2 separate regions of the Homo sapiens genome follow, and region 1 is linked to region 2. Evidence: read pairs that join two places in POLR2A ChIA-PET (ENCODE). Cell type or tissue: IMR-90. All regions are shown on one strand. Links, peaks and the distances in the headings refer to the core of each region. The heading gives the core; the rest is flanking DNA.

The links. ChIA-PET counts read pairs that join two places held together with the same protein. Peaks named below come from ENCODE experiments on the same cell type or tissue, not always from the same donor. Only the 100,000 strongest peaks of a DNase experiment are listed, where the experiment ranks them.
Region 1: POLR2A ChIA-PET joins it to region 2 with 6 read pairs; 4 of 35 experiments call an interaction of 5 or more read pairs at or near these places.

What each region holds. Positions count from the first base shown.
Region 1 is chr20:2,829,195-2,834,580 of GRCh38, reverse strand. No RefSeq gene overlaps it. Among named protein-coding and RNA genes, the nearest start is that of PCED1A, 8.8 kb to the left of the region's middle. RefSeq lists an enhancer at 2,113-2,613. In IMR-90, for the core only: no CTCF peak of the experiment used is centred there; a DNase peak (open chromatin) is centred at 2,380; H3K27ac peaks cover 771 bases.
Region 2 is chr20:2,935,865-2,941,250 of GRCh38, reverse strand. All of the region lies in intron 2 of PTPRA (protein tyrosine phosphatase receptor type A), which reads right to left. Among named protein-coding and RNA genes, the nearest start is that of PTPRA, 65 kb to the right of the region's middle. RefSeq lists a silencer at 3,914-4,208. In IMR-90, for the core only: no CTCF peak of the experiment used is centred there; no DNase peak of the experiment used is centred there.

The DNA.
Region 1 (5,386 bases), core at 142-5,141, 110 kb after region 2:
CTTCTAACTTGATTGATGAGATGTGCAGTGGAAGGAAAGAGAACACAGACCAACCGCTTTGGTGCTGGTGGTGAGACAAAAAAGGAGCTGAGGGAGACAAAATCCAAGGTGGGTGCCAGGATAGGGGTGGTGGTAGAGACACTGTTTTAAGCTCCATGCAGAAGTTGAAAGCAGGGAGGTATAGGATTTCAGCTTTAACAGGTAGTCTTGATCCTAGGTTCATGACTGTACAAAGAACGTCAGTAGTGGAGTGTGAACTAAAATGTGGGGTGGTGTGAGGGATGGAGCATGGCAGTGGACTGATAAGTGATGTGAGGGCAGAAATATAAGGTAACATGAAGACCCCGTAAATAATTTTGAATTAGAATGGATAGAAGAGAAGGATGCAGAATTCTTGTATTAACTTTCCATACTTATTAATGAAATTTTACCTTGTTGAAGGACATAACATCTCACACAAAAGGAGATGGAAATAGCAGACCAGAAAAGTGTTGATCCTTGCTAGCCATCTACTAGACTAAATGCAAATGAAGGGAAGCTAATGAATCAATACACTGGTGCTGGAAACTGACACAGACAATGTGACTTAATAAAACCCTTTAGAGGAACCAAATGAGACAGTGTACAAAAGCGTCAGCACAGTTCTGAAACTTTTAAGTTCAGCTTTCTCTGGTATAAACAAAAAGGAGAAGGGACATACAAAAATGAAGGAAAGCTTCTTGTGAGATAAGATTTTTAATCATTATTTGCAACATTTGATTTTTTAAATTTATTTTTTCACTTTTTTTTAAAATATAAAAACAAGGTCTTTATATGTTGCCCAGACTGGCCTTGAACTCCTAACCTCAAGCAATCCTCCCACCTTGACTTCCCAAAGTGCTGGGACAACACATGTGAGCCACTGTGCTCAGCCCCCAAATTGATTTTTTTCTTTTCTTTAACAAAAACCCATCCTTGGGGCAGCCGTCTTCAGCTGTATCCAGTTTGCCCAACCCCTTGTCACTCTGCCTTTCCTTCTCAAAACACTTTTCTCTCTTCAGACACCTTTGTGCCTCTGATTCTGGGGCTTCCTGATATTGCTGGAGAAAACTGTACACCTGGATTGATTTGCAGGAAAAAGTAATTTGAGTGACGCAGCCTCAGTGAGATCTCTGTTGTTTTCCATCCTGTTCTCCAGGAATCCTGTCACCTTCCCTACTGAGCCAAGCCAAGCCTTTTTCACTTGCTTCAAATCCCATCCCAGTTCTGGAGCTTTCACACTAAGAAACCTGGAGACTCCTCAAATGTGCTCAATATCCCCTTCATTCTACTGCCATACATATGTATTTATATATATACATATATATATTATGTATACTATATGTATATATAAAAATATATACATATGAATATAATTTATAAATATATATATTTATTATAGAAATACATTATGTTTATATAAATATAATGTATAAAAATACATATATATACACACACATACGCATAGAGAGACAAGGTATCTGTTGTCCAGGCTGGAATGCAGTGGTGCCATCACAGCTCACTGCAACTTCCGCCTCCCAGGATTAAGTGATCCTCCCAACCTCAGCTTCCCAAATAGTTGGGACTACAGGCACACACCACCATGCCTAGCTTATTGATTGAATGATTGATTGGTAGAGATGGGGTGTCACAATGTTGCCCAGGCTTGTCACGAACTCCTGGGCTTAAGTGATCTGCCTGCCTCAGCCTCCCAAAGTGCTAGGATTATAGGTGTGAGCCACCATGCTTGGCCCTACCTCCATATTTTTAATTTCCAACCCATTTTTCTATGTGGCTGGCATGGCCCACGGTGAGGTTTCATAACCTTTACTGCAATGTCCCAACACCTTTGTCCTTAAAACTTTCTTACATTCCTTTAAAATTTATGGAAATAGCTTAATCTCTTTAAACTTGAAATTTATCATAAGAATAGAATAAAGGGGCCGGGCGTGGTGGCTCATGCCTGTAATCCCAGCACTTTGGGAGGCCGAGGCAGGCAGATCATGAGGTCAGGAGTTCGAGACCATCCTGGCTAACACGTGAAACCCCGTCTCTACTAAAAATACAAAAAATTAGCCAGGTGTGGTGGCGGGCGCCTGTAGTCCCAGCTATTCAGGAGGCTAAGGCAGGAGAATGGCGTGAACCCGGGAGGCGGAGCTTGCAGTGAGCCAAGATCGCACTGCTGCACTCCAGCCTGGGCAACAGAAGTGAGACTCCGTCTCAAAAAAAAAAAAGAATAGAATAAAGGAGGTAAATGTTTCTCAGTTTGTTGTCATATAAGCATATGGTACAAAAAGCTTAAAAATTTGACTCATCTGTTGTAGATTTTATTCAGTCCCGACTGGGAAGCAAGAAACTTACAAATAGCCTTATATGAGTCATCACTTATATGAGTCATCACTTACATTTAAATCGTTTCCCTTTTTTTTCCTTTTTTTTTTTTTGAGATGTGAAAATAATGGAAATCTTAAGTTGCCCTGGTATGTAGGCCCACTATTTGCTAGTTAAGCAAGAGAGAACTCAAACTTCATTGTCTCAAAAACCATTCACATTTGACCATTGACAGATCATTTAAGAAGACAATCTTACATTGACTTCCTCTCATTCATGGAATTGGTTTTAAAGAATGGACTCTGTGTCCATTCATTTGCCATACCAAGGTATTCCTGAAAGGAGTAAAAGATGCATGAGCACTTCAGTTGTGATGTCAGCACTTATTTTCCAGGAAAAAAAAAATTCTCTTTAAGAAAAGTAAAACTTCAGCCAGGCGCAGTGGCTCACCCCTGTAGGCCAAGGCGGGCAGATCACTTGAGGTCAGGAGTTTGCGACCAGCCCAACCAACATGGTGAAACCCCGTCTCTACTAAAGATACAAAAATTAGCCAGATGTGATGGCGCATACCTGTAATGCCAAGCTACTCGGGAGGCTGAGGTAGAAGAATCGCTTGAGCCGGGAGGCAGAGGTTGCAGTGAGCCAATATCATGGCGCTACACTCCAGTCTGGGCAACAAGAGCGAAACTCTGTCTCAGAAAAAAAAAAAAAAAAAAAAAAAAGCCAGGCATGGTGGTTCATGCCTGTAATCCCAGCTACTTGGAAGGCTGAGGTAGGAAAATCACATGAGCCAGGGAGGCAGAGGTTGCAGTGAGCTGAGACCACGCCACTGCACTGCACTCCAGCCTGGACAACAAGAGCAAAACTCCGTCTCAAAAGAAAAAAAAAAACCCCAAGAACAACAAAAAAAATTAGCCAGGCGTGGTGGCGCATGTCTGTAATCCTAGCTACTCAGGAGGCTGAGGCAGGAGAACTGCTTGAATCTGGGAGACAGAGGTTGCAGTGAGCCAAGATCGTGCCACTGCACCCCAGCCTGGGCAACAGAGCAAGATTCCATCTCAAAAAAAAAAAAAAGTAAAACTTGGCCAGGCGCAGTGGCTCACACCTGTAATCCCAGCACTTTGGGAGCCTGAGGCAGGTGGATCACTTGAGGTCAGGAGTTTGAGACCATCCTGGCCAACATGATGAAACCCTGTCTCTACTAAAAATACAAAAATTATCCGGGTGTGGTGGCACACACCTGTAATCCCAGCTACTTGGGAGGCTGAGGCAGGAGAATCACTTGAGCCCGGATGATGGAGGCTGCAGTGAGCCAAGATCACGCCCCTGCACTCCAGTCTGGACGACAAGAGTGAAACTCCATCTCAAAATAATAATAATAATAATATTAATAATAATAATATCGGAAGTTTCCCAGCAAAAGTAGATAACTTGCCTTCTGTTGCATTACCCAGTTCCCTGCCTAGGTTCTGTGTTCAGTACAGTATTGAAGTATATCTAAACAGGTACATCAGTGAAAGATAAACTCTGATTGCAAGGAAATGAGCCTATTCTTTAAAAAAAAAAAAAACCTGCTTGGGCCAGGCATGGTGGCTCACACCTGTAATCCCAGCACTTTGGGAGGCTGAGGCAGGCGGATCATGGGGTCAGGAGATTGAGACCATCCTGGCTAACGCAGTGAAACCCTGTCTCTAGTAAAAAATACAAAAAATTAGCCAGGCGTGGTGGTGGGCACCTGTAATAGTCCCAGCTACTCGGGAGGCTGAGGCAGGAGAATGGGGTGAACCCAGGAGGCGGAGCTTGCAGTGAACCAAGATTGCACCACTGCACTCCAGCCTGGGTGACAGAGCGAGACTCCTCTCAAAAAACAAAACAAAACAAAACAAAGCAAAACCTGCTCAGCCAGATGTGGTGGCTGACACCTGTAAACTCAGCGCTTTGGAAGGCTGAAGTGGGCGGATCACTTGAAGGCAGAAGTTTGAGACCAGTCTGGGCAACAAAGTGACACCTCTCCCCACCTTCGACTCTACAAAAAATAAAAAATTCTCTAGATGTAGTGGTGGATGCCTATAGTCCCAGCTACATGGGAGGCTGAAACAGGAGGATCACTTAGGAGGACCACTTGAGCCCAGAAGTTTGAGGCTGTGGTGACCCATGATTCCACCACTGCACTCCAGCCTGGGTGACAAAATGAGACCCTGTCTCTAAAAAACAAAACAAAAACCTTTTTTACTGAAGTGGGATTGACATGTAATAGACTTCACATACAAGTAGATATATATATACATCTATGAAATCATCACAATTAAGATAATGAAATTTATTCTTCTACCTCTTTATAATTCCTCCCTCTCATTCCTCCCCATAGCTTCCTCATATCCCCCTGCTCCTGTCCCCAAGCAATCATGGGTACTTACTGCTTTCTGTTACTATAGATCAGTTTGTATTTTCTAGAATTTTATATGGATGGAATCTTTCAATAGATACTTTTTTCTTTCTTTATTATTATTATTATTATTATTTTACTTTAAGTTCCAGGATACAAGTGCAGAACATACAGGCTTGTTACCTAGGTATACGTGCACCACGGTGGTTTGCTATACCTATCAACTGGTCATCTAGGTGTTGAGCCCCGCACGCATTAGCTATTTGTCCTAATGCTCTCCTTCCCCTCGCCACCCACCTCCTGACTGGCCCTGGTGTGTGTTGTTTGCCTCCTGGTGTCCATGTGTTCTCATTGTTCAACTCCTGCTTATGGATACTCTTTTTTTCATCTGGCGTCTTTCACTCATCCTAATGAATGGGATTAATGGAACAACTGGAAATTCATCCATGTTGTATCAACAATTTATTCCTTTTTATAGCTGACTAGTATTCAGTTGTAATGATATATCAACATTTCTCCATTCACCTATTGATGGACATTTGAGTTATCTTCAGCTTCTGACTATTATAAGTAAAGCTGCTATGAACATTTATATACAAGTCTTTGTATGGATATATGTTTTCATTTTTACCTAAGAATGAAATGGCTAGA
Region 2 (5,386 bases), core at 128-5,127:
AAGACCAGCCTGGCCAACATGGTGAAACCCCATCTCTACTAAAAATACAAAAATTAGCCTGGCGTGATTGCAGGCACCTGTAATCCCAGCTACTAGGGAGGCCGAGGCAGGAGAACTGCTTGAACCCAGGAGGCAGAGGTTGCAGTGAGTTGAGATCGCGCCACTGAACTCCAGCCTGGGTGACAGAGCGAGACTGTCTCAAAAAACCAAAGAAACAAAAAAAACCCCCAAAAAAAAACCAGAAGAAAAGAACACGTTTTGTGAGAGAAATATCTCACAAATACCTAGAAACCAGAAACAAAAGAAACTTTCACCCAAGAAAATTATGTATCTTGAAATATCAGTATCACTAAAGCAGGACAAGAAAGGGACAATGGTTTCACTTCTAGGATTTACAAATCATCTGGAAAAAGGGCTGGCAATTAAGTCTCTGCTTCAACTACTCAACTCTGCTGTCGTACCATGAAGGCAGCCACAGACAATATATAAACAAATGAACATGGCATATTCTAATAAAACGCTGAAATTTGAATTTCATATAATTTCTTTTTTTCTCTCTCTCTTTTTCTCTCTGAGACAGGAGGATCCCATGAGCCTGGGAGGTCGAGGCTGAAGTGAGCTGTGTTTACACCAATGCACTCCAGCCTCAGTGACAAAGTGAGACCTGTCTCCAAAAAAAAGGAAAACCTATTCTGAGCTTGTCTGCCATACCAAAATAAGCAGTGAGCTGGATATGGGAAACAGATTATAGTTTGCCAATCCTTGTTCTAAAAGTAGATAATGGGATAAGAAAACAGCTAGGTATGGGGGTATATGCCTGTAGTCCCAGATACTTGGAAGGCTGAGGGAGGAGGATTGCCTGAGCACAGGAGTTCAAGTCCAGCCTAGGCGATACAGCGAGACCCGGTCTCTTTAAAAAAAAAAAAAAGAAAAGAAAAGAAAACAAGATATAATTATTGGGGGAAAACCCCTTAACTGTTATTTGTATTTGAAAGACTACGTACATAGGTTAAAAAAAACTACTGGAACTAAAGTTCATAATTTAAAATTGCAGCAGGGATTTACAGTTCAGGAAAAGATGGAGTAAGCATATTCCACCCTATTCCTCCCACTGATTTGTTTTTGTTTTTGTTTTTGTTTGAGATGGAGTTTTGCTCTTCTTGCCCAGGCTGGAGCGCAGTGGCGCGATCTCAGCTCACTGCAACCTCCACCTCCTGGGTTCAAACGATTCTCCTATCTGAGCCTCCCAAGTAGCTGGGATTACAGGCGTCCCCCACCATGCCCGGCTAATTTTTTTTGTATTTTTAGTAGAGACGGGGTTTCACCATGTTGGCCAGGCTGGTCTCGAACTCCTCACCTCAGGTGATCCGCTCGCCTTGGCCTCCCAAAGTGCTGGGATTGTAGGCGTCAGCCACCGCGCCCAGCCCTTCCCACCGATTATAACCGAACATTCTAGATGAAATTCATGACACAAGTGACAGAAAAATTCTGAAAAGTAGAAAAAAGAAGGTAGATTGGCTAGGGACCAGGGGACATGAGGACTGACCCAACAGGAAGCTCCCTACTTTTTTGTTTGGTTTGGTTTAACTTCTAATATGTCCTAGCCCAAGCTCTGAAGCCACAATCTGAAAGATCCAGTAAGCACAGACAAGAAAGTGCCAAGAAAAGCCTGCCCTCTCTAGGTAAAGAACTGGGAAAGGGGCAGCTCAGCAGACAAAAACATTTTGACCAGGCAAACTAAAAAAGGGGAGGAGGTACCCCTCCTTTTCCTCACCAGACACTGTGGCCCAGAAATTGTGAACAGCATTCTGCCTTCCAACACAACTCTGCCATAATGAGGTGGCACGCCTTTCCCCTCTTCTCCATGTTACAGCTGCAGAGAATGTGGGTGAACTCATCTTTCTCTACCCTGGAATAACCAGATGGAGTCCTAATCCCAGCAAAACTACAGAATTGGGAAAGGATTATGGTGAGGAGAGAGCTAGAGAAATGAATTCTCTGAATCTGTGTATGAAATCCTAAAAGTGCCTCTGAGCAACCCATGTGTAAAAATGACCAGAAACAACACAGCAAAAGGCATAAGAACTGAACACTGCTCCGGAATAACACCTAAATTTCAGACTGGCCTTTCGGTAGCACAGACCATAAGAGTAAAACAAGACTGAAAACTGAACCACAGTCGACAAAAGTGGGACAGGGTATGTGTTCTAAACCTAAACAGGTTGACTGTTAAATATAAAAATTTAAACAGGAACCAGAATCTCATAGCACAATATTCCAAGTGCTAGGATGCAATCCAACATTACTCATTATACCAGGAACATGAAAATCTCAACTTGAATGAAAAAAGGCAATCAACAGATGACAATACCAAGATAATATAGATTTTGGAATTATTTGAAAAGAATTTAAAACAGCGCTCATGAAACTGCTCAAACAAGACATTATAAACACTCAGCATATAGAAGACATAAGGAGTACCAAATGGAATTTTTAAAAATAAAATTTCTGAAATTAAAAAGACCCACTGGATGGGCTCAACAGCAAAAGAAAAATGATAAAGGAAACAATTAGTAAACTTAAATGAATGGAAATCATCCAGTCTGTACAAGAGAGAAAGTAGATTGAAAAGAAATGAACACAGTTTCAAAGTCCTGTGGGATAATAACAAAGATCTAACATTCATGCTATCAGGGTCCCAAGAGTAAGAGAATGAATGGAGAGATGAAAAAAAAAAATTTAAGAAATAATGGCTAAAAACTGTCTACTGGGTACGGTGGCTCGCATCTGTAATCCCAGCATTTTGGGAGGCTGAGGCAGGGGGATCACCTGAGGTCAGGAGTTCGAGACCAGCTTGGCCAACATGGTGAAACCCCATCTGTACTAAAAATACAAAAAATGAGTTGGGTGTGGTGGCGGGTGCCTGTAATCCCAGCTACTTGGGTGGCTGACGCAGGAGAATTGCTTGAACCCAGGAGGCGGAGGTTGTAGTGAACCAAGATCGAGCCACTGCCCTCCAGCCTGGGTGACACAGCAAGACTCCGTCTCAAAAAAAGGAAAAAACAAAAACAAAATCAACTATCTATCTATCTGTTTTAGAGGTGGGGTCTCACTATGTTGTCCAGGCTGGTCTCAAACTCCTGGACTCACGAAATCCTCTTACCTTGGCCTCTCAAAGTGTTGGGATTATGGGCATGAGCCACCACACTCAGCCTCAGATTTAGATATAAACTTACAGAATCAAACTTCTAAAAACTAAAGAAAAGTCCTGAAATCAATTAGAGAGAAACAACATATCACTCATAGGAGAATAACAATTTGAAAGACAACAGATTTTTCATCAGGAACCATGGAAACCACAAGGATGGATACAATATTTTTCAAATGCTGAAAGAAAATAACTATCAAGCTAAAATTCTATAGACAGTGAAAATATCCTTCAGAAATAAAAATGAAATACAAATACTGGCAGATGAACAAAACTAAAAATGTGTCACCAACAGATCAGCTTTGAAAAGAATGGCTAAAGAAACTCTATCAGAAAGGAAGTAAATGATAACAGAAGAAAACCTCAAATAGAAGTAAAGAAAAAGCAATGGAAAGGGTGTGTGTGTGTCTATATATGCATATATCCATATATATGTTATGCATATATATATGTTTATTCATATACAGACACACATACATACACTAATTAAGCAATTCTTCTCTTGAGTTTTAAAGATTATGTTTGATGGTTGAAAGTAAAAATTATAGCAGTCCCTGAAGTGGTTCTCCTTGTATGTAGAGGTAATATTTAAGACAACTGTACCATAAAGAAGGAAGGTGTGCCAGGCACAATGGCTCATGCCTGTAATCCCAGCACTTTGGGAGGCTGAGGCCGGCAGATCACGAGGTCAGGAAATCGAGACCATCCTGGCCAACATGGTGAAACCTCATCTCTACTAAAAATACAAAAATTAGCTGGGTGTGGTGGCATGCACCTGTAATCCCAGCTACTCGGAGGGGCTGAGGCAGGAGAATGGCTTGAACCCGGGAGGTGGAGATTGCAATGAGCTGAGATCACGCCACTGCACTCCAACCTGATGACAGAGCAAGACTCCGTCTCAAAAAAAAAAAAAAAGAAGAAGAAAGGTAGAAGGAACTAAAAGATTCCTTCTACTAAAACTAACTACATTCTACTTAAGGTGGTAAAAAGTTGATATTAATAGACTGTAATAAGTTATCTACATATATATTCCTAGAGCAATCACACAAAAAACTTTATAAAGAGATACACTCAAAATGAAATATTAAAAAATGTTCAAGGAACCCACTGTAAAACAGGAAAGGGGAAACAGAAGAACAAAAATAATGAATGAAACAAAAATGGCAAATTTAAATCCAAAGTATCAATAATTATATTAAATATAAATGGTTTATACATACCAACGAAAAGAAATTAGTAGAACTGATTCTTTTAAAAAAGAACCCAACTAGACCACGTGTAATGGTTTACGCTTGTAATCCCAGCACTTTGGGAGACCAAGGTAGGTGGATCACTTCAGCCCAAGACTTCGAGACCAGCCTGGGCAACATGGCAAAACCCTGTCTCTACCAAAAAAACCCCAAACAAAACAAAAATTAGCCAGGCATGATGGCATGCATCTGTAATCCCAGCTACTCAGGAGGCTGAGGTGGAGGGCTGATTGAGCCTAGGAGGTTGAGGCTGCAGTGAGCCATGATTGCACCACGGCACTCCAGCTTGGGTGACAAAAGTGAGACCCTGTCTCAAAAAAAAAAGACCTAGGCCAGGCATGGTGGCTCATGCCTATAATACCAACACTTTGGGAGGCCCAGGCAGGCATACTGCTTGAGCCCAGGAGTTCAAAACCAGCCTGGGCAACATAGCAAGACCCTGTCTCTATTAAAAAAAGAAAAGAAAAGACCCAACTATATGCTATCTATAAGAAACTTACTTCAAATATAGTTATGTGTCACTCAGTAAGGACACATTCTGAGATATGCACCATTATACAATAAGGTGAGAAGGTAAATAAGTACAGCCATTATGGAAAACATGTATGGAGGTTCCTCAAAAAATTAAAAATAAGGCTGGGTGCAGGGGCTCATGGCTATAATGTCAGCACTTTGGGAGGCCAAGACAGGAAGACTGCCTGAAGCCAGGAGTTTGAGACCAGACTGGTCAATATTGTGAGACCCTGTCTCTACAAACGATTTTTTTTTTTTTTGAGTTGGATTTTCACTCTTGTCGCCCAGGCTGGAGTGCAATGGCGAGATCTTGGCTTACTGCAACCTCTGCCTCCCGGGTTCAAGTGATTCTCCTGCCTCTCAGCCTCCCAAGTAGCTGGGATCATAGGCATGCACAGCCACGCCCGGCTAATTT